Regions from separate parts of the Mus musculus genome. Here all the other regions are linked to region 3. A link is a loop called in an ENCODE intact Hi-C map of the cell type or tissue named here. Cell type or tissue: left cerebral cortex. All regions are shown on one strand. Region 1 overlaps Ank3 (ankyrin 3, epithelial). Region 2 overlaps Ank3 (ankyrin 3, epithelial). Region 3 overlaps Ank3 (ankyrin 3, epithelial).

Evidence for each region. Hi-C counts contacts between places; a loop is a spot of excess contacts. Peaks named below come from ENCODE experiments on the same cell type or tissue, not always from the same donor. Only the 100,000 strongest peaks of a DNase experiment are listed, where the experiment ranks them.
Region 1: a loop joins it to region 3, with 7 times the contacts of the local background. A loop is called at or near these places in 37 of 42 quality-filtered maps.
Region 2: it touches region 3 in a loop (11-fold over the local background); 21 of 42 quality-filtered maps call a loop at or near these places.

What each region holds. Positions count from the first base shown.
Region 1 is chr10:69,841,499-69,849,498 of GRCm38, reverse strand. All of the region lies in intron 7 of Ank3 (ankyrin 3, epithelial), which reads right to left. Among named protein-coding and RNA genes, the nearest start is that of Gm33416, 21 kb to the left of the region's middle. In left cerebral cortex, a CTCF peak has its summit at 3,577 (motif pointing right); DNase peaks (open chromatin) are centred at 3,576, 4,689 and 4,991; H3K27ac peaks cover 2,682 bases.
Region 2 is chr10:69,789,685-69,797,684 of GRCm38, reverse strand. All of the region lies in intron 1 of Ank3 (ankyrin 3, epithelial), which reads right to left. Among named protein-coding and RNA genes, the nearest start is that of Gm33416, 73 kb to the left of the region's middle. In left cerebral cortex, a CTCF peak has its summit at 4,358 (motif pointing right); DNase peaks (open chromatin) are centred at 1,179, 4,410 and 5,087; H3K4me3 peaks cover 446 bases; H3K27ac peaks cover 2,807 bases.
Region 3 is chr10:69,658,997-69,666,996 of GRCm38, reverse strand. All of the region lies in intron 1 of Ank3 (ankyrin 3, epithelial), which reads right to left. Among named protein-coding and RNA genes, the nearest start is that of Gm33464, 100 kb to the right of the region's middle. In left cerebral cortex, CTCF peaks have their summits at 106 and 4,474 (motif pointing left); DNase peaks (open chromatin) are centred at 1,171, 4,455 and 7,010; H3K27ac peaks cover 694 bases.

The sequences.
Region 1 (8,000 bases), 180 kb before region 3:
TTTTGTTTGTTTGTTTGCAGTGCTGAGTACCTCATGGCTAATGAAGAGCTTGCTAAAGACTTAGCTGGAGGAGTGTCCTGGGACTCAGGGCTTTCCCAGGCTCAGCAGGAATCTTGGGTTGTAAATGAGAGACCCTACTCATTGAGGTGGAAGATTCCCAGACCCTTGCCTTGGCCTTTGGTGCTGGTGCCTACACATGTCTAAAAGCATCATTAGCAATCCCATTGCCCCTGCATTGACTGTTGCTTCTAAACCATCAGGGAAGCATAAGTAGACACTGAAAACAATCCCCGCTGTTGGCTTCACATTCCTGGGTGCTGAGATATGAGTTGATGTCTCATTGTTCACAATGATTCAGTGAGATCACATGTTAACCAGGCTCATGGCAATCATACATGCAGTTTCAGAGCCCATGCGATAGCTACGGGGTCCTGAACACTTCCTGCACATGAGGAACCGGACTGATCCCACTTGGCTTAGGTGGGGATGTGGACTCCCAGCCTTGCACTGTGCGAGGCAAGGGTGACTCCAGTCTCTGAACTCTTAGTACCTCAGTCAGTTTCCACGGGGCTTTACAACGTGCTCTGTGGGCCTTACAAACAGAAATGGCCGGCACAACTGGGATTTAATTTCTCCACATCTTTTATATTTTTATTTTCTCTTTTAAAAAATTGATTTTTTGACAATTTCAAGCACACACACACACACATGCACACACACCTACATGCACATGCATACACACATACACATGAACACACATTCACACACATATACACACATGTACACACATGCACACACTTGCACACACACATACATGTACATGCACATGTGCAGACTTACACATGTATTCACATACACACATACAGCACATACACATACATGCACACACATTTACACATACATGCACACACACATGAACACACACACATTTTCGTCACATCCATCATTTCTCCATCCTACTTCCAGTGAACCCTTCACTCTAACAAGGCCCCCTTCTTCCATGCCTTTTTTGGTGATACCTGTGTTCATTTAGGGTTTCTTGCATGAACTAACATGGCTGGAGGGTTATTTAAATGACGAACTTTAAACATATAGTTAAAAAAATTAGAATATCCTATAATAAAAAAGTTCTAAACATAAAGTTTGAGGGAAAACCTATAGCGAATTTCAGATCCTCCTTATCCAGGTTCACTAAATATCAGCCTTGGAGCTGGGCACAGACAGAGCCTGCTTTGCACAGTCAGGGCCCTGAGTTCAAGTCACAGCCCCTCCTCTACACCAATCAACCTTTGGCTTCTACCACACTGTATTCTCTTGCTGCAAGACCCAAGAAGAGAATGAGAATCTAATAAGTAGCTCAATTAAATCAACTTTAATGGAGAACGAGTCTTTTGAGATGGGGGCAGGCTAGGGAGAAAGACAGGGAGATGATATATATGTGGGGAGGGGGGGGAGAGGGAGAGGGGCAGGGGGAGGGGGAGAGGGAGAGAGAGAGAGAGAGAGAGAGAGAGAGAGAGAGAGAGAGAGAGAGAGAGAGAGAGAGAGAGAGATATGCTGGCAATGCTGTTATCAGAAATAAAGCAGTAGAAATAACACCCAGTGTCTAAGCCTCCACCTGTGCTCAAACTCTATGGCCCTTTCTGAGTGTCTGGGTTCATCTTGATGCTTCATTTGCTCCCAGATCCTTCACAAGCCTTTCACTCTGCAAAGCTCACCACTCTCTCTTCCATTTCCTCCATGCTTATTTCTTCACTGAAGAAATCCAATAGTTTACTCTCTAAAAATTTCCACCACATTTATCTGGCTGACTGCATTTTCACGGAGTGCTGTTTGACATGAACTTTGACCCGATATTGTTGGCAAATTGTTAATGCTTGAACTGAAAATTATTTTATTATTTGTCTCCTACCTATCTTTCTATCATCGTCATCTATCTATCTATGTATCATCTGTGTATCTATGCATCTATCTATCTATCTATCTATCTATCTATCTATCTATGTATCACCAATGTATCTATCTATGTATCTATCATCTATCTATGTATCATCTATATATTTATGTATTATGTATGTATCATCTATCTATATATCTATCAATCATCTATCTATGTATCAACTATGTATCTATCTATCTATCATCTATCTATCTATTATCTATATATGTATGTGTCTATCTTTTATCTATATATCTATGTATAATGTATATATCTATATATCTATGTATCTATCTATGTATGTATCTATGTATCTATCTATTTATCAATGTATCAACTATGTATCTATGTTTCTATGTATCTATGTATCATCTCTGTGTCATCTGTCTATATATGTTATCTATCTTTATGTGTACATGTATGTGTGCTTTTGTGTGCTTATGCCACATGTGTAAACAGATGCCCTTGGAGATCAGAAGGATGAATTGGATCCCTGGAGCTGGAGTTACAGTGGTTGTGAACCTCTCAGTGTGGTACCAAGAGCTAAACTTGATCCTTTCATAGATCAGCAAGCATGTGTGCATGTATGTGTGTCTATATGTGTTCCTGGTTCCTGTGTGTGCACATGTGTGTGTGTGTCTACATCTATATGTGCTCCTGATTCCTGTGTGTGCACATGTGTGTGTGTCTGCATCTATATGTGCTCCTGATCCCTGTGTGTGTACATGTATGTCTCTGCATCTGTGTGTATTCCTCCTGATATTTCTATGGCTTTTAAACAAAATTTTCTGTTTGTTTGCTTTGTCCTAATCTGACTTGTTTGTTTTTTGGTTTATCTTATTTTATTCTTCTTCTTCAGATTCCTGTTTTTTTTTTTTAAGGAGAGACAGAAAGAATGCCACCCTGGTCTACAAAGTGAGTTTCAGGACAGCCAGGGCTATACCCTGTCTCAAAAAACCAAAAAAAAAAAAAAAAAAAAAAAAAAAGAAAAGAAAAGAAAAGAAAAGAAAAGAAAAGAAAAAAAAATGTGGATCCAGGTAGTAGGGGAGGTGGGGAGGAACTGGGAGGAGCTGGGGTAAGGAAAACTATAATTAGAATACATTTTATAAAAAAGAATCTATTTTCAAAAAAGGAAAATAAGTGGGTAAAACTGATGCCTGTGTGTGTGTGTGTGCGAGCGTGTGCGTGTGCGTGTGCGTGTGTGTGTGTGTGTGTGTGTGATATCAATAATCCCAGGATATTGTACATGCCAGGCAAGCAATCTATTACTGATCTACATTCCCAGTCCCCAGATAAACATTCGATGCACAGAGTCAGACGGCAGAATCTTGTACTTTGCAGGCCACACACCCCCCGGGAGGTACCTGCTCACCTCTGCCTCACAAGATCCACAAGCAAGAATGGCTATTCTGTGGACAGTCACGTGCTGCTTTAGATCAGCCAGCTTCTGGCCGAAGACTTCAGCTGGGTGGACCGGATTGGGAACCCTGGGTGACAAGCTCAGGGTGGGCTTTACTGGGATTGACAACAGTGGGAGGCTAGCATGCCCTGGGGTGACTTGAGGTTTGATCTGTCTGTCTGAGTCCAACCAGCAGCACTATGTGAGCAAATCTAGTTCTTAGCCAGTAGGGGGAGCACTGAGCTAGGGAACAACCCAGGAAGCAGTTGAACTGAGCTCAGTGAGCCCAGGACTAAGGCCACTGCTTCCCTGCTATTATTGTTCCTTAAGGAAAGGGATTTCCCAGGGTTGAAGCCTTTATTAACCCTTGTCACACAGGCCGATTGATTGGCAGGGTGAAGACCTCCAGTATCTTCTTCCTCTGCTTTCGTCTGTAGTCTGTTCTCTCCCACAAAGCTGAGTTACATAGCCAATGGGGGCATGAAGCCTAACGCCTTGGACTTCCTATAGAGGAAGCCTCTATATTTCTAAAACTCTTAGAAAGTATTATAAAAGGAACTGAGGAGACAGCTCAGGTGGTAAAGTGTTTGCTATGTAAGCTGGGGGCACTGCCACATATGTATAATCCCGGCACTGGGGAGGCAGAGGCAGACAGACCTCTGGGCTTGCTGGCCAGATGGGCTAGCTGTCTTAGGGTTTTACTGCTGTGCACAGACACCATAATCAAGGCAAGTCTTATAATGACAGCATTTAATTGGAGCTGGCTTACAGGTCCAGAGGTTCAGTCCATTATCATCAAGGTGGGAGCATGGCAGCATCCAGGCAGGCATGGTGCAGGCAGAGCTGAGAGTTCTACATCTTCATCTGAAGACTGCTAGTGGAAGACTGACTTCAAGGCAGCTAGGATGAGGGTTTTAAGCCCTCTCCCACAATAACCTCACCTACTCCAACTAAGGCAACACCCACTCCAACAAGACCACACCTCCTAATAGTACAACTCCCTGGGCCAAGCATGTATAAACAAACCATCACACTAGCCTTATTTGCTATTCCTAGGTCTCAGTGAGAGACTCTGCCGCAAACAAATAAGGTGAACAGTTTCTGTGGGATGGCACTTGAGGTTGACCTCTGGCCTTGATATGCACAGTATGCATATACATTGCATGTACACATACATGAACATGCAATGAATGAGCACATGTGCACGTGTGCACATACAAATACAGCTTGCAGATCTAAGGCTCGGTTTTTATCCTTGCAACAATCCAATGGATGGTTCAAAAATAACTCCATCTGCTAAAATGAGACATAGAACTGTTGCCAATTAAGAACGTTTGCTGGTGGCAGGGTTGGAATCACAACTCCACCTGCAGACCCTCTTACACTGGTATTCTAGGATCAGAATACCTCTATCTAAAGACTCTGCTTCTCAAGTGTCAAATGACCTTCATACTGACAGGCACTGGGTCCCTTGTCATCCTTACCTCCCATAAGAGCTAGTTCTGAGAACTGGGAGCAAATCAAGACAGAAAGTGCTCCTGTGGAGGAATTGATGGGTATTTGCATATTGATTCTTCAGGTAAGGAGAAGGTCTCCTGCCTTCCCCTCGAACAGGGCCAGAACTGTGTTTCTATTGTGAAGCTGACAGCAGCACATCGAAAAAGGCGGATGATGTCAAGAGACTGAGAGCTTTGTTTCTCAGAGCCTGTGTTTCCTACTGGGATTGTGTCGGTTGGTACGAGCTTGCTGGGATTCAGGCTGGCATGAAGAGCCTTCAGTTCCACAACTGCAGATAGAAGGGAGGGTTTGGATGCCGTGGTGGAAAGGCCCCCAAATGTATAAGCCTCGAGGCCTGATAAACTCCTTACTAAAGCCTGGGCTAGCACGGAGGACCCGTGCCCCCGATCCAGGCAGAGTCTAGCTCAGAGTGACAAGCAGCGGCAGCCAACAGCATGAGAGAATTCTGCTGGACTGCTGGAGGAGAGAGAGAGAGAGAGAGAGAGAGAGAGAGAGAGAGAGAGAGAGAGAGAGAGGTTGGGAGGGAGGCAGAGAGATAGGTGAGAGGACTGACTGCAAGTGGGGTGTTTTTGAGTCTAGCAAAGTCTCCATCGGAGGAATCTAAAGACTGGGTAATGTGAAATCTCTGTTGGGTCCATCCCTGATGACCAGATGCTGGCTCTCACATACACTCAACCTCTGTGTCATCTCTCCAGCTCAGTGTTCAACATTCTTAGCAGGGAAAACTCAAACGGCTTTAAGACTCTATCTTATCCCGTTCAGAATGACCATCTTTGTTAAATGAATGGCAGGGCATGCTGGCGCGATGTGAGGAAAGAGGAACCCTTATATACTAGCTGGAGCGAGTGTAAGCTTGCCTACCAATTACGGAAATTGGTTTGGAGGTTTCTTAAAAACCGGAAACTAGAACTACCAAATGGTCCTGGTGCACCTGTCGGGATTGAGAACAGAGGACTGAAGTCAACACACTACAAGACACTTGTGTGTCCTGCGGGTATTGCATTCACAAAAGCCTTGTTGTAGAGTCTGCTAGGTGCTCATCAACAGATGCATAGCTACAGAAAATGAAGTGGTTGTATGCAATGACATTTTCCTGTCTGTGTCATATGTGCTTGTTCATCTTTGTGGATTCCAGAGTGTGCGCACATATGTGTGTGTGCATGTCCATGTGTTGTTCCTATCCTTTCTGCCTTGTTCTCCCCACAACCCCCACTGTGTGAGCTCACAGGCTACCTGTGAACTTCTGAGGCCTCTCCTGTTTCTCTCTCCCACCTCCCTGTAGCAGGCCTACAATGGAATTTTACACAGCAGTAAAGAAAAATAAAATCATTACAATTTCACAACAATGAATTTGACCTGCTAACCAAAAGACAGACAGACTCAGAGAGACAAATACCTCATGTTTTCCTGTGCTCAGAGCCAAAGTTTAAAAGTGTGTGCGTGTATGTGGATGTACATGGAGATCACAATACAGGTAGGGGATCCTCAAGGGGTGCAGGAGACCTTAATGGATGCAGAAAATTGAAATGGTTGTGGCACATGAACAATAAAGAAGAAGAAGTGAGAACTGAGAAGAGAGGAAACCAGCCTGAGTGGAGAGGATACATGGGAGGGGGTGGAGGGGAGCAAATGAAAACAGATATACTTTGTATAGAGCTTTAACAAATAATTAAAAGAGACTGGTGGAATTTCAGCCAAGAGAAGGAGTTCTCAAGAGAGCTTAATGAAATGCTTGGTAATATATATAGTATATATAGTATGTTATATAATACTTTATAGCATATTTATTATATATACATTATCTATATGCTGTATGTATTATGTTATATTTTATATATAGTATATATTTTCTATATCATATTATATATACTACATATATTATGATATATTTTATATATATTAAATATATATACACTATATACTAATATGATGTGGAAAATATATACTATATAAAATATATAATATAATATAATATATACCATATATACTATAACTGGGCAATATATTATATAGAATATATATAGTATGTAGTATATACTATATAATATATAGAATAAATAAAAATATATATTCTCAGAAATGAAAAATTATTTTGATTAGTCTCATAAGAGAACATCTTTAGAGCAAGGCAAAGAATCAGGGATGTTAAAAGATATGTCAGTTAATAAAATTTTCACAGTAAGATATAAAGAGAGAGAAATACCAGGAATGGCATCAGAAGATAAGAGTCAGATGCAAGGAATGGGTGAAGAATGGACCCAAAGCAATATAAGAAACAACACCACACAAACTCTAGGGGCAGACAGGTCACCAGCTGAACACCCAACCAACAAATCATATGCAGGACACAGTCGGATTTCTGGAGATGAAAATAAACTGTGAATCTCCAGAAAGCAAAAGAGACCACTTACTACTAACAGGCCTCAAAGAGGGAAACAGATACGGATATTCCCAAGACAGTAAGAATGTGGCTACTGTGCAGAAAATGAGACCTACATGAAGAACAGAGAGGCCTCTGGAGACGACAAGAATGAAGAGAAATATAAGAAATTGGTCACCACATAAAGTAGAAACAACCAGAATGACTGTGGGTTTCGTGGTGTACAGGAGAATGACACCACAAACTCAGGGAGTCCCAGGGAGGCCTCAGAGCTCTCCTGTCACAGGACTGTTGCATCCTATGTAAGGTGAGGGGACATTAGAAAGGACACCGAGAGACACATTCCCTAGGAAGTAAGTGACATGACTATATAATATATAAGACATAGAAGAGCAGGAGAAGTCCCTCAACATTTGTATTTGCACATATACGCCTTTTAAAAGGGCTACACACACACACACACACACACACATACACACACACACACACACACACACACGTCGGGCCAACAACTCACTTGTCATTCATGGGAGGGTTGTAGACATCTTATGTACCCTCATGTTTTCTAAAAATAACAGCCCTGGACATTGGCACAGGGCACAGTGGGAAAGTGGGTACTTTTCAGTACAACCAGACCTGTATCGTGCCAACACTGGGTCTCAGCTCACACCGGTGGTCTGTGTTCACCGGTGACTGTGACAGGCCTGTGTCAGCTTTACCTGCTCAGCAGCAACCCTCGCATCTGAGCTTTGAAATCCCCTGCCCTT
Region 2 (8,000 bases), 130 kb before region 3:
CAAAAATTATATCAGACATTAAGGATAGGGGCCTTTTCTGACAGTGCCAAACTTTATTGATGAGTAAAGTAACAGATGTATAAATTGTTTTCATCCAAGAGAAGCCTTACAGAGTAGAGCAGCCTGCTTAGGAAAACTTCCAAAGTCATTTACAGCTCTGAAACATAGGCAAAACCATGTTGCAGAAGTGTTCACGAATGTGGACTAATGCTTACTTAGAATGTGATGTCCTTTATCAAAGACAAGTTGAGTGCCTTGAGACTCTGTCCTTCTGCGACCAAGGCTTTGGGGTCAGGTGAGGACCAGCACCCCTTGCTAATCACATCAAACAAAGAATGTTGCATATAATCTTACATGATATAGCCTGTGACCTTACAACCTTAACACTGGGGAGATTTGATGCTTGGAAATTCAAGACTGGCTTGGGTTAAAGGCCCAAGACTCAAAAGAATAAAGATAACACCAAAATTAAATGGTTATTTACTCCCCCTAACAACACTGGAGCTGAATCACACACTGGAACACAAGCGGACACAGTGACCATTCAGAGTCTCCAGAGGCTGGAGTGTAAAGCATGGTGTGATATTTTCCAGATCTTCCCCCTCCAGTGGTCTTGACTTCCACTAAGTCCAAAAGAATGCCAAGAACTGCACAATCTCAAACAATGTCACACAAGTGAGGCATTCATGCTACAACATGCTGCCTGCTAATAAAGCTCTGGTCTTCCAGTGCCTTGTTGGCCTTTCTAGTTGCTGCCCAACTCAAGGGGCGTTTACCTGTAGGTAGGACAATTCTTTGTAAGCCATGGGTTTGGAAGTGGGGTACAGGTCTTCAATACAAGAGAACTTTTAAAGCATTGTCACATGGCAAGCGCTTAATGGAACCTTGAATGATTCGAGCTGCTTTTGCTCTGTTTAATTGCTATCTAGTAACTGGAAGCATGCCAGCACTTTCTACCCGTCAATCAGTCAGAGGAGGAAGGGAAGGAAGTGGGTAGTTACTTAATGAGTGTGGGCAATGCTACCGAAGGCTATCTATGTGAGCAATCATCTTTGTCAGGCCAGCTCATATCCAAAGCTGCATCGGTGCATTTCCTGTGACAGCCAAACGGCTGCCTGTCTGCTAGGATTCTGCCTGGAAGGAACTTCAGTTCTTCCCTAAAATGAGGTCACTGTCCCCTAACACGTTAGGCATGGCTACTGTCTTCGCACTGGGACTTCAGCCAGGCTGGCCCTGCTGTTGTACATTTCCAACATGCTGAGCATCTGTGCAGAGGGCCTCCTCTCAAACTGAATGCAAAACAACAACATCCCACTGTTATCTTTAAACCTGGGAGGCAGGGGGGGGTGGGGAGGAGCTCTGAAGCACACAAGGCACAGGTATGGGTCTTTGTTTTTGTTTTTGCGAAGATGGTGTTTTGAAGAGACTGCCCATGCTACATTCTGATAAACCCCAACTGTCCTCTGTCTATGATGATGGTTTACCTCCGAGGGAAGAGCCAGTGTCTTAGCCCCAAGGGGCTTCGTGCCTCGCTCAGTATGCTGACCCCTGAGCTTTTAACTGGAGCCAGATTAGAAATAAAAATATAGACACCGTTTTAATTTTTTACCATTGGGTAAGTTGGTGGGAATTGGGGTCGGTGGGTAAAGGGTGAGTTATTTTCCAAGGTTTTCCAACATAAAATTGACACTGGCTACAGAACAGGATGCAAATTGATCTTAATGCTTCTGAGGCATCAAGGAGCCAAGTTTCAGCCTAAGCAGGAAGGCTCCGTTCTGTAATCACAGCTCTTGGGAGACTGAGGTCGGAGGAACACCCCAGGTCAAGGTCAGGTCAAGGTCAGGACTACATAGTAAGACCATGTCTCAAAACCAACAAATACCATCACCACCACCCTCCCACACACACCTGGTTTGCTTTCTTATCAAAGGATAGAATACATGAAAGGAAGAGTTGTGACTTCTTAACCCTACAAGGTCAATGCAAGAGCATTTTGCTTTGATTTATGCTAGTGGAATTTCAAACCATTTTGACTTAGAACTTCAGTTGTCCTTATAATATGGAGGCTATAAGATGCTGCAGAGGCTTTGGGAACCATCGTCTTTATGCTACCAGGACACTGAAGTAACATTTAGGAATTGATACAATGATGTGATCAGATGACCTGATACCTCCAGGATGCAGACACCACTCCTATGACTAATGGTGAGTTGTGACTGTTCCAATTTATCAAAGACTGTAACAACGTTAATTAAGTTCTGCTGTGGCTAGGATAGTGTGAAAATAGGTGTGGTTACTCATTTAAAGTATTTATGAACCTTAACCTTAACAGGAAGCACTCACGTTATTCTATTCTAGGGTATCTTTGTACAGGACAAGCTTGTCTGTACTTGTATAAAGGCAAAGCCATACAAAAGGATACACTAATCTTAAATCTTACACTAAATCTTTGATCATTCTAATATGTAACCAATTGTATCAATAGCCTAAAAAGTAACCACAGGCATAGAAATTATTTTTAAGAACTATAATTGGCAGATATATTTATTACCAGTCTGAAACTTCTGCTGCACTTGGGCATGGTTTAGCTCTGGGAACAAAGAGACACAAGAGAAGTGCTAACTCACACAGTGGAAGAAACGACTTCCACAGTCTTGTCAGAGCTCGGGAGCCTTGGGCTGTGAACAGTGCTGGTTTCTTACTTTCCTGTTGCTGTGATAAGATACCCAGATAAAAGCAACGTTAAGGGACAAAGGGTTCACTTTGGCTTACAGTTTAAAGGTTCAGTCCATTAATGGTGGGCATCTTGGTTAACTCTGTCTACTTAATACAACCCAGAATTACCTAAGAAGGGAATCTCAATTAGAGAACTGCCTAGCTCAGATTGGGCTACGGGTTAGATTGGTCTTTGGGGGACTGTCTTGATTGTTGAGGTTGGAGGGTCCACTGTGGGTGGTAAAAGCCCTAGGCAAGTGGTGCTGAACCATATAAGAAAGCTAGATGAGAATAAAACAGCCTGTGGGTCAGCAGGCAGCATCCTTCAGGGATGCTGTACTTTCCTCCATCAGAGGTAAGATGTGTGAATAGCAAACAGGGCTGCCACCATGTTCCTGCCTTGACTTCCCTCAATGGTGGTCAGAAACCTGGAATGTCAAGGTGGAATAAATCCTTTTCTCTCTTAAGTTTTTGTTTGCTTGTTCGTTAGTTTTGTTTTGGGATGAAACTAGAACCCTGGGGACATGGCAATGAACTAGAGACATCTAGCCACACTGTATCCACTATCAGAAGACAGAAGGAGATGGGTTTTAGTGCCTACCCAGCTCACTCTCTGTTTTATTCAGCCCAGGACTACAGCCTATGTGATGGTGCCTCCCATAGTTAAGGTGGCTCTTCCCATCTTAATTAACCTGTTCTAGATAGCTCCTTTATAGCCACTCCCAGAGGCGTGTCTCCTGGCTGATCCCAGATTCCTCCAGTTGACAGTCAATGTTAATGATTGCAGGCAGAGAATTTCCTTATCTGAACACATAAATTCAAGGAAACTCAGTCCTTTTGGTGACCACATTTCTTTCAGGGACTTTTCTTTTTCCAAAGGGGAACGCAATGTGGACTGGAAGAAGACAGCAGGTAACATTGATAATAGTCTATATTTGAGGTATCATATACAGTCTATATATGAAAGGGGTCCCCAGTATTAATGCGAGACCCAAATCCTTTCCTGTCTGTTGGGAAGAATGGTAGACTCATGGGACCGTAACCTTTCTCATGGCCAGTCATTCCCTGCTTAGTTCTGGTCACGGTTATCATCTGGTTCCTTTGCTTCTGGTTTCCCTCACATGATCATGTCCTGTTTGCCTGTGACTTAGAGGAAGCCTGCAAAGTATTGGATACCAAGGAATGTGGCTGTCTGGAGCAACCATCCCCCAAGGAACATTAGGTGTATATCATGAAGTCTTTATTTACAATGTGGTTAGGATACTAGGTCCTTATGTATCTGCCTTGACTCACTGCAATATTGTTTATTAAATAGTGAGTGTATTAAATATTAAATATTAGTGAGTATATTAAATATTGTTTATTAAATAGTGAGCGTAGAGCTTAAAACCAGTAGATTTGATACAATAGCGATTCAGTATCAGCCAGTAGCTTGTTGTTACAGAACAAAAATGTACGATCCTATTTTTTTTAAAGCACATTTTATTTCTTGAGGTAAGAAAAGGTCACCGTGCCTTGTCTTTTGTATGGTCAGAAAACTGAAGGAAAGAAAATTCGTTCAGAATGTCACTTGGGCTCCGTGGGGTTATGATTTGAGTATGAAATGTCCCCTGCGGGCGCCTATGCTTGAACACTTAGTCTCCAGCAGGTGGCACTGTGTTGTAAGGTCATGGAAGCTTTAGGGGGTGGAGTCACGTTGAAGGACGTGGGTCTCTCACTGGAGGACTGGCCTCACTTCTCCAGGCTGCCTCAGGACTGCAGAGGCACTGTCTGCAGCAAACCTCAGACCTAAGCTGCCTGCCTTTCCCACTAAGTTGCTTCTTGTCAAGTATTTAATCACAACAGCAGGGAAGTACCTGGCCAACGCGGATTTAATGCTTTTCTCTATCCTTCATGTTACAAGAAGACAATACTACATCACTACACTACAGTGTAAATTAGAACGACTTAGCTGAACTTTCCCGCCTGCACCCCTCCCATTTTCCTCCTCTCCCTGCACCCCCCATTTGGGCCCCTAATTTGGATGTGCTTTCCAAATTCCACTGATCCAACCTCCCTTTCCACAAAGGACAATCCATGTCACTTCATGTGGCTTAGAGAACACAAGTCCCTTATCTAAGTCTAAACAGGATTTACTCCTCACGCGGCAGTATGACAATGGTGGCAGACAGGTCTGTCTTTTAAAGAGAAAACGAAGTAGGAGAGTATCATGCAATCAAAACTTGGAGGTCTTTGTTAACAAGGCAAATATGACTTTATTCCATGGGATTAGCTAAACAAGAACAGCGGCTTTGAAAATACCCCTCTATGCTACTGGATGCTGCAGACACTCAGAATCTGCGCGGAAGCAACTTCCGGTGTTCCGTGTGGGGGATTACATAAATGCGTCGGCTGCTTGGGACTTTTCCATTTATTTAGCATAGTGTGAATCAAAACCAGGTTGAAAAGCTCAAGCCTCGGGATTCTTATTAAGTGGGAGCTCTTGACATGTGTCCTAAAATATTTAATCCAGGGACCAATTTAAACTTAGCAACTCAAAACAGCAACAGTGATAGGCTAAAACTGGGCTAGGTAGACAGAGGTAAAAAAAAAATTTACTTGAGTAGATGAACATTTTCTTGAGTTCTTTTTGACTTTGTTTCTGAGTGTGGTCAGGCTTAATATTGTGAACGAAAATACTGACTTGCACGCTTCCCAAATAACACTCTTTGTGGTAAGATCAGCCAGGAAATGACAGTTTGCTGGACTAGGATTCCTAGTTAGATAATTAAAGGCCTGGAGACCAAAGGCTGGGCGGAATTGAAGGGTGAGCCACACGGCACCAGAGGGAGGGAGGGGGAAATTAGCCGGTGAGATGAAGGCTTGAACTGATCATGCTAAACTCTGCACAACAGATGGTGCAGCTGGAGCTGTTGGTAAACGAAACCATTCCCCTTCCACGAGTCTACTGAGAGGAGACTCAATATGCCACAGTTCTTCCCAACCAATTTTTAATAATTCCATGGGTTGAAAAGGATAATTCAACACACACATCCAATGTCGGATGGTCAAATCAGGACGTCTATCCAACTTTTCATTTCCATGTCAAACCATGGTTACTAAGAAGGTTTTAGAAGTTTGTGCTAAAGACACAGTGAGGAAAGTGTGGTTCTGCTGCTGTCCCGGTGGTGGTGGGGATTGAACTCAGGACCCCTCCCAGCTAAGGAAAGCACTTGGCTCCTAGGTTACATCCACAGCCGTCAGTAAGTTCTCACTATATGATAATGTACTGATCAAGAACTATGATCACTGGATACAATGGATTCCAAGAAGAGGTAAGTGAAATGAGACAAGAGTCTGACAGAAACACAAAATGATTTGGGTATCTTAATTCATTCATCCTTCCCTTGGTTAAAATTTGCAAAGGAAACATTACCAGTTTTCCACTGAATACAGTAAAAAAAAAATTTTTTTTAAATGAGCAAATATGTATGGGATGATCAACAACTTTTTTAAGTCCAAGAAAAACATAACAAAGATAGCTTGCTCTGTGTGAGTGTGTGTGTGTGTGTTTGTTTTTTGGCTATACATTTAAGAGAAGACTTCAGCCTAGCCTCAAGGTGGTTTATCTTGGTTGTTGGAAAGGTTATTGAAAACTGCAGGTCTGAACGGTTACAAGGCAGTAGGTGTCTTTTGGGTTACTGTGGTTTTAACAATTGGATACGCTACAAAACGTACTGGGAGTGAAGACTAACATTCAGGAGCTGTACCCATGTGCAGACGAAAGAGCTGGTTCAGAGGTATCTATCGTGGACGGACAGCAAGTGCTAGGCTAATCCATCTTTGCTGGCTTAACCATTTCTGATTTTAGGCTCTGTACCCTTGATGCCTCTCTTCAAACCTGGCTCCTCAACTCACAAGTGACGTGATCTTACATGAGTGGGAATTCAAACCATAACAAACCCTCACTGTAAAAGTAAAAACAGCTGTAAGATTTAGCTCCCAGGACTGCTAATCTAAAGGGCCCGAACAAATGAAACAGCACAAAAGGACTCCCTGATTACCATGGCCATCCACTGTTACTTTAAAGTCGTCTCTTACAGCCTGCTTGCTAAGTTGTTTGGTTGGGACCATTAAAGTAAGTGGATATCACTGTCCACCCAGGGACCAAATCCATGAGCCTGACCTAATTTGCATAATGCTTCTTAGCAACTGAGCATAAAACCAGCCAAAGGCTGACCAGGCAATGTATCTACAGGCACGTCCCTTGAGGTTAGTTGTCTCAGGGGGCCCTGTCCATTCTCAACTATCATTTATAGTGCCCAGGAAAAAATAAAACCGGAAAAAATTAAATTAATTTATTTTCAAATAAGAAAAGCAACTTTATTACATGGAACCATCAGATGCATGTTATGGGAAAATATCAATTATATTTTTTCCTGAAATAAAGAAGGCAAAGACTGCTCTTACTTTTAGGGTATGCAAATGTCTTAAGGTCTGGCAGGAGAAGACAGTTGGATGCTTATATTCTATATGTATTGATGTGGCTGAAGTATGAGAGGGATACTGACCTCAAGCTGTTAATTCAAGTAGAAGGTGAGAGCCTTCCTCTTGAAAGGTCTTGGGGTCATCTGTGGGTTCTGAAACCACATTTTGAAAGTGGTGGGTTGGGCTGGAGAGATGGCTCAGCGGTTAAGAGCACTGACAGCTCTTCCAAAGGTCCTGAGTTCAATTCCCAGCAACCACATGGTAGCTCACAACCATATGTAATGGAATCCGATGCACTCTTCTGGTGTGTGTCTGAAGACAGCTACAGTGTACTCATATAAATATAAATAAATAAATATTTTAAAAAAAGAAAGAAAGAAAAGGAAAGTGGTGGGTCTACAGCACTTTCTCTATGACAGGCATTGTGATATCAGGTAGAACACCTACCTCATAAGAAAGCAGCCACCACAGCAAAGTGGGGAATTGAAGCTTCAACAGAGTCACTGTCTGTCCTAGTCAGGGTTTCTATTCCTGCACAAAACATCATGACCAAGAAGCAAGTTGGGGAGGAAAGGGTTTATTCAGCTTACACTTCAGGACTGGAACTCAAGCAGGTCAGGAAGCAGGAGCTGATGCAGAGGCCATGGAGGGATGCTGCTTACTGCCTTGCTTTCCCCTGCCTTGCTCAGTTTGATTTCTTATAGTACCCAAGACTACCAGCCCAGGGATGGCACTACCCTCAATGGGCCCTCCCCTCTTGATCACTAATTAAGAAAATGCCCCACAGCTGGAACTCATGGAGGCATTTCTTTAACTGA
Region 3 (8,000 bases):
AGAACTCTGATTTGAGGATGTATGGGACAGGCAGTGTTTCCTCCTCACACTCTCTGGGAAGAGCACATTGAGGTAGGCAGGAAAGTGATGTTGGCCTCCTGGTGGACATCTGGACCCATAGCTCCTCTGACATCAAGTTCCCCTTTCTTGCCGTGATCAGCCTTTGATGAAGATGCAGGCTGGGCTTCTGTGACCTCTCTGGAAGAGCCTCAGCCATCTAAAACAGTGTACCCCTTTCCCCAGCGGCTTTACTTGCTCTACTATCCAGACAAATATGGTTAATTAAATTACCTTTCATGTAGTAAGTCTAGACAGTGACAGCTTCACAGTCATTTATGGAGACCCTCAACACTCTGTTTGTAGGGCTGGGGAGATAGCCTATTCAATAGAATGCTTGCCACACAAGAACAGGTTGCTGAATTTAGGTCTTCAACACTGCTTTAAAGAAAAGGGGGTGGGGGTGTTGGGTAGACAGCAATAATGTCCATGAGAAGTCAGGACAGGAGGATCTCTGGGGCTCGCTGAGCAGCCAGCCTAGCTTATCCATGGTCTCAAGGTCAGGCGAGATGCCTTTTCTCAAAACTAAGGTGGGGAGCAATTGAAGAAGACACCAAGCATCAAACTGCAGGCACACAGCTCCCACACATACATGCATAGGCATAAAAATGTGCACATTGATTCAACACATACACACAGACATGTGCATCTTCATATAACACACATGTACACAATCCACCAATCAAAATGAAACACTGTTTGGGCCATCACTGGATTAGAGAAGCACACCAAAAAGCAAGGGGCAAGCCATGGGGTCATCCAGAACACAGCCAAGCACAGAACAGTCCAACAAACAGGCTGGAGAGATGGCTCAGTGGTTAAACGTATTGAGCATGAGTTCAATTCCCAGCACCTACATGGCAGCTTACAACTATCTGTATCTCCAGTTCTAGGGTCTCTGACACCTTTACACAGACAAACATGCAGACAAAACCCCAGTGTACATTTAAAAAAAAAAAAGCCATTGCTAGACTCTAAGATTATTGTCAGCAGGGCATACAGCTAGCTCTTAAACTTCTAGTGTGTAGCATTTTGCTTTTGTGCTAAGTAAGCTGTAAAAGGCTGTTTAGCTAAGACACGCCAACATAAGCTATTCCCTGTGCTGTTGAGAGTGCCTTCGCGGCTCCCTCTCACTTGGACACCATTTCCTCAAGTCTCACAGTAAGAAAAATGATCACCCAGAGAGCAATGTCTTACAACCCCACAAGACCCCAAACCACCATGGCTACTGAAGTGATCTAAGACTCCATACAGAATGCTGAATTGTTATGTCAACTTGCCACAGCCTATAATCATAAGAAAAGAGAGTCTCTATTGAGGAATTATCTAGATCAGGTTGGCCTGGGGGCATGTCTGTGGGAGACTATCTCCGTTACTAATTGATGTGAGAAGTCTTGGTCCATTGTCACCAGCTCCATTTTGTTAGCAGGAGTTCTTGAATGAGGGAGAAAAGCTAAAACCAAGAGATAGGAGACAGCTAGGACTGAGTGAGAGCCTTCTCCCTGGTCTCCCTGTGCTAGCTGCCTCTGTTTCCTGCCTTGACATCATTACAATTTTCTGACCAATGCATCTGCCTAGCATCCTTGCTGATGTCTTGCAAATTAGGTTCACAATACCCGCCTAAGGACTCATGTCCAAGGCTGGTCCCATCCTATGTCACCATTAAGAGACTGGGGGGAAGTTGTGGGAAGGGTGTCACTACTGTATTGGAAGCCTGCCCCTGAAAGGAACTGCGGGGTCCAGGTCTCTCCCTCTTTTTAATTTTGCTTTCTAGTCATCAGGCAGCAAGCCAGGACACTAACCCAGACCCTTTTTACACTCTTACTTCCTGACACCCGGATCTTCCTTTTCCCAGGCTTCCTAGCAACAGGGCCACCTGAGCCGGGACTGAAATCTCTGAAGCTATAAACCATCATGAACCACTTTGCTTTTTAAGTTAGTTATCCAAGCCAGGTGTGGTGGCGCACGCCTTTAATCCCAGCACTTGGGAGGCAGAGGCAGGCGATTTTCCAAGTTTGAGGCCAGCCTGGTCTACAAAGTGAGTTCCAGGACAGCCAGGGCTACACAGAGAAACCCTGTCTCAAAAAACAAAAACAAACAAACAAACAAATAAACAAAAAGTTATCTAAGTTATTTGACCATATCAGATCGACTTTTTGTAACAAAATGGCTTGGTTTTTTGTTTTTGTTTTTTTTAAAGAGAAACTTCATATGATTTATAGAATTTTTTTTTTAATCTGCACAGAAGTACCACTTATTCTGTGTGGGGTAAATTTTTTTTTTTACCCCTTATTGCTATCAAGTAAGACATTTTCCTTTGAGGTAAATAAAATTTGGGGCTAGGGACTTGATCCTCATGCATGCCAGGAAAGCACTGTGTCCACCGACCCACATACCTGACCCCATAAGTAGGGTAAATTTAGGGGTGAAAAGAAGATGACCAGTCAAGGCTTCGGAATAGTGGAGCACTGACTTGGGGAGACAGTTCCTGGCTTCCATGTTGGCTTAATTTCCTTTTAACCCTCTTCCTCTTCTTCCTCCTCCTCAGACTTATTTTAACATGTGTCAGTGAGTGTGTTTGTCTGCCAACGGAAGTCAGAAGAAGGAAATTGGGTCCCTGGAGCTGGAGTTACAGGTAGCAGTTAGTTATCTAACATGGGCGCTAGGAACCCAAGTCTGGTCCTTTCGAAGAGCAGCCAACACCCTTAGTGGCCGAGTCAGCTCACCAGCCTGTTCGGTTAGAAATCACTCAGCCTGTCATAGCTCAGGTGCTTTCTCTATAAATCAAAACCAGCTACAACTGCATGCCCTATGTCCATCACATGAGGGCTGTGGGTTCAAGTAAGATAGTAGATGTGAAGTTTCTTTGCAGAATAAGAAGAGGTCTGTGTGCAAGCATGCTATCAGCAGCATTATTTAAATTTATCACTTCTGCATTAAAACATGGTATGAAGTATATCTTGAAAATACTGTGATGACCTCAATTTTCTTTTATTAATTAAATTTCACTTTATGTGAATGCATGTTTGCTTGCGCGCACATGTGTGTGTGTGTGTGTGTGTGTGTGTGTGTGTGTGTAGCATTTGAATGTCTATCGCCCTCAGAGGTCAGAGGTGGGTGCTAGATCCCATGAAAATGGACTCAGGTGATTGTAAGCTGCCATGTAAGTGCTAGGAATTAAACCCAGGTCCTCAGGAAAAGCCATAAGTGTTCCTAACCTCTGAGTCACCTCTCTAGCCCACCCTTACACTTCATGACAAGACAAAATGGATTTACTTTTATTTATGAATATTTGTCCTGATTTCAGCACCACAAAAATTGGATAATTGAAACATGAATCAGATTTTCATGTACATATGAAAGCCTGTATAATAGCCTATATGTGATATATGTATATACAGTATGTACCTTGTATATACAGTATGAGAGCAACTGTCTAATGACAGTACTGTTGGACACAGTATGTAGTCAACCTTTGAGCAGTGCACATGAACTCCCTAGTCAGGGAGTATCGTGAATACAAACAAAGGAAAAATGTATAATGCTATCAAATTCCATATTGTGTTTAGTTCTTGTTTCTTTTTAATGCTTTACATTTTAAAAAAGTCCTTAATCTTTTTTTTTTTTTTTTTTTTTTTTTGCAGTCCAGTCATTATCCCCTTCCAGGTCTGCCCTCTGACAGTCCCCCCACACTTGCCTCAAAACCTCTCCCCCAACCCCCCAACCCCTGTTCCAAGAGTATCTCCCCACACACCCACACCCATCCCACACCCTGCCAGGCCTCCCCACTCCCTGAGGCCGCAAATTTCTCGAGGGTTAGGTGCATTTTCTCTCACTGAGGCCTAACCAGTCAGTCCTCTGCTGTATATGTGGCCTCGGACCTGCTAGTTTATGGTGTCTGGTTGGTGGCTCAGTGTCTGAGAGATCTCGGGAGTCCAGATTAGTTGAGACTGTTGGTCTTCCTATAGGGTCACCCTCCTCAGCTTCTTCCAGCTTTTCCCCCAATTCAACCACAGGGGTCCCCGCTTCTGTCCATTGGTTGGGTGCTAGTATCTGTATTTGTCTCTGTCTGTGTTTATTTCTTTTTTGTTTTGTTTTGTTTTTGTTTTTGTTTTTTGGGTTTTTGAGACAGGGTTTCTCTGTGTAGCCCTGGCTGTCCTGGAACTCACTCTGTAGACCAGGCTGGCCTGGAACTCAGAAATCCACCTGCCTTTGCCTCCCAAGTGCTGGGATCAAAGACGTGCGCCACCACTGCCCGCTCTGTGTTTGTTTCTTAAGAGCTCGGATTCAGTTTACCCTCAATCTCTAGATCAGGAAACAATCTCTTCCAGAGGAGAAGGAGTGCCACATTCTTTGGAAAGCCTCCTCAGATCAGTTGCTGGCTTTCCTGCACTGCCCCCTTGTGGAACAGTTGAGCAAAACAGCCAGACTCATAATGCAACCTGGGACTGTGTCCAGCCTGAGACAAAGCCTTAGATGCCCCTAGTACAGCTCCAACCTTTACAAAAAAGCTCCAGTGGAAAGGATTCAGAATTCATCCGCCTGCAACGACTCTGGCAGAGCGTTCTCCACCTCCAGAAGTCACTAGTGTTCCAGCTTTGATTCGTGCAAACATGCGTTCCAGGTGAACCTCTGTTCTTTTCGGGGCATGTTTACTTTAAAACAGCATTGAGTGTAAAGCTCCCCCCAAAGAAACCAAAGCATCTGAGAGATTCGTAGGTCACCAGCGGCACCTATTCCTTTCTCGGCGGGAGGAGGGACCCCTTGTCTGCTCCCATCATATGGACCAGCAGAGGCGCAGGGTTCATTGCTCACACCCATGTGTGTCTTGGTTGCTAACTGATATAGGCAAGCTTTGGGGGGAAATGTCGTCCCTAGGCAGGTGCTATGGGGCTGAATGAGAGAGTTAATAATGAATGCTTGAGCAAGTAAGCTAGCAAGCAGGGTTCCTCACAGTTTCTGCCCTCACTTCGAGACGGACTCTGAGCTGGAAGCGTCAGCCTAAGTTTCCTCTTCTGATCACGGGGTTTGTCACAGGCACAGCAAGAAAATGTGAACAGCTGCTAAGATTAAAAAAAAAAGGTTTATTTATTTATTTATTTATTTATTTATTTATTTATTTATTGTATTTATATGAGTACACTGTCACTGTCCTCAGATGCACCAGAAGAGGGCATCAGATCCCATTACAGATGGTTGTGAGCCACCACGTGGTTGCTGGGAATGGAACTCAGGTCCTCTGGAAGAGCAGTCAGTGCTCTTAACCACTGAGCCCCAGGTTCTAAGACTTTTAAAGACAATTGAAGATAAAAGAAATTCCATGGGCTGGTGAGATGGCTCAGTGGGTAAGAGCACCCGACTGCTCTTCCGAAGGTCCAGAGTTCAAATCCCAGCAACCACATGGTGGCTCACAACCATCCGTAACAAGATCTGACTCCCTCTTCTGGTGTGTCTGAAGACAGCTACAGTGTACTTACATATAATAATAAATAAATCTTTAAAAAAAAAAAAAAAGAAATTCCATGCCAGACAGATGATTTCCAGATAGGTCTCTTAGTCGGTAGACGACCTTGTCACTTGATAGCAGCCCTGGGTGCACATGGATCTATGTCTTTGATAACTCCTATTTTTGATGTTGCATCAAGTCCAATCAGACTGTGCAACCACTGTGGTGAATAAAGAATTATCTTGCTACCTTGCTACCGGTCTCAGCTCCATCCAGACAGTTGCAGCCGCACTGGGGGGCAGAATACCCAGCATGCACCACCGTCAGCTGAATCCCTCTCCTGTGACAGACTTTGTACAGTTTTCTTTCCCTCCCCTGAACACTTTCTGGCCTATAAAACCTCTGTTTCACGGAACCAAAGCCACCCTAAAGCACACATGCTGTCAGAATTCACTAATATTGTATGCACGTGGCTAGACGCCAACACAATCCCAATTTGTGTTAGTATCAGTAGATGTCCCCAAAAGGAGTCAGATTCCCCGGGAATCTGGCATTGGCCTGATAACCAATGGCGATTGAGTGCCGTGTTTTAAGAAACAATTGAAACCGGAAACCCACCTGGCAGTGGTGGGCAGGGCACTGACTGGGATGGCATGAGCCAACTGAGTTCTTTAAAGACAGACAAGAGATGACATTCGGGATGTCCTCATTTAGCTAAAGAGTTGCTTGCCAGGCTGGTGAGATGGCTCAGTGGGTAAGAGCACCCGACTGCTCTTCCGAAGGTCCAGAGTTCAAATCCCAGCAACCACATGGTGGCTCACAACCATCCGTAACGAGATCTGACTCCCTCTTCTGGAGTGTCTGAAGACAGCTACAATGTACTTACATATAATAAATAAATAAATCTTTAAAAAAAAAAGATTAAAAAAAAAAAAGAGTTGCTTGCCCAAGGAACTGGAATTGTTGCACAGGGGAGGAGGGGTCGGGGACAGATGCTTCAGGGATCTCGAACTCAAATTTGATAGGAAGGTATCTAGTCTTGCCCTAAGGATAGGCTCAACAACTGCTCTTGCATAAAATAGTGTGGCTTGGTACTCCCACAAAATGCATGTGACTGTCTAGGGCTGGGGTTCTCAACCTGTGGGTTATGACCCTTCTGTCAAACGTCTATCTCCAAAAGTATTTATATTATGATTCATAACAGTAGCAGAATTACTGTTATGAAGTAGCGACAAATACAATGTTACAGTTGGGGGATCACCACAACACGAGGAAGTATACTAAAGGGTTGTGGCATTAGGAAGGTTGAGAACCAATGGTCTAGGGAGTCACTCTTGCCAGCTGTTTGCATGTATTTCAAGGATAAGGTGCACGGCTTAGGCTGAAATTCACTCCGCCAATAGAATCTGCAGTACCACATCCCAATTAAATCCTCCAAAGACAGTTCTTGCAGCGCCAACATCTGGTACCCTAGTTCTTGAGCTAAAGCTATAAAGGGCCTTATTTAAAATGTAGGGGGGTGTAAGGAACATGGAAATGTTAACCCACAAACCATTTTGAGCTGTGAAGAACCTCATGATAATGGCTAACTGGATGTTAAATGTGAGAAAAGGTGGGGGGGAATTGAGTCCAAACCCCCAAATGGTTTCTGTATAAGACAGAGTGAGAGACCGGGACAAGCCTCCATGGCATCTCAGGTGGCTGGCAGTAAACACACCAGGAAGGAAGATGGAGCTCTCTGCAGTGCAGAAGCTGGAGAAATGCAGGCAAGCTGAGAGTCTTAATGCCCCAGGCCACCAGACCTCATCATTTGCTGCTATAAACAAGCAAGAACCAAGAGTAAGAGGCATACAAGTTTTAGGCTGGGAGAAAAATCACGTCAGCTATTGGGCAAAAGGAACGTGTCTTTGAAGATCCCTGGGACAACAGGAGTGGGCTTTGCAGCCTTTTCAGAAGCCCCCCCCCCCCCCAGGATCTCTAGGTTGTAGGAGGCACCCTGATTGCCCTAATGAACGTGTGGCTTTTCCTATTGTGAGATTCCCATACACACAGAGACCAATGAGACTTGAAAATGGTAGAATGATTCTGTTATGCAAATGGGAGAAAACAGACTGGTTTTTGTTTGTTGTGGTTTGGTTTGGTTTTGGAGAACTTTTATTTGTAGTCCTTTAGCAATGGCACCAGGTACTATGGAGGCCCCGGTGCGCCTCAGGGATATCATCCAGTCTGGGGATAAAAGCAAATTCTAGACAAAGCTGGTCCTCTATGTAGGCATGGTGCCTCACGTTTGCAATCCCAGAACTTGGGTGACAGAGGCAGGAGGATTGCTGTAAGTTCCAGGCCAGTCTAGGCTAAGGTTGATACCCTGTTTCAAAACCAAACAAAGTGAAGAAAGACAAAGCAAAACAAGATTCAGAAATATACAAAGATGTTGCCTGCAGAGACACTCAGTGGGTAAAGTGCTTGCTGCCTGGCAGGAGGACACAAGTTGGATTCC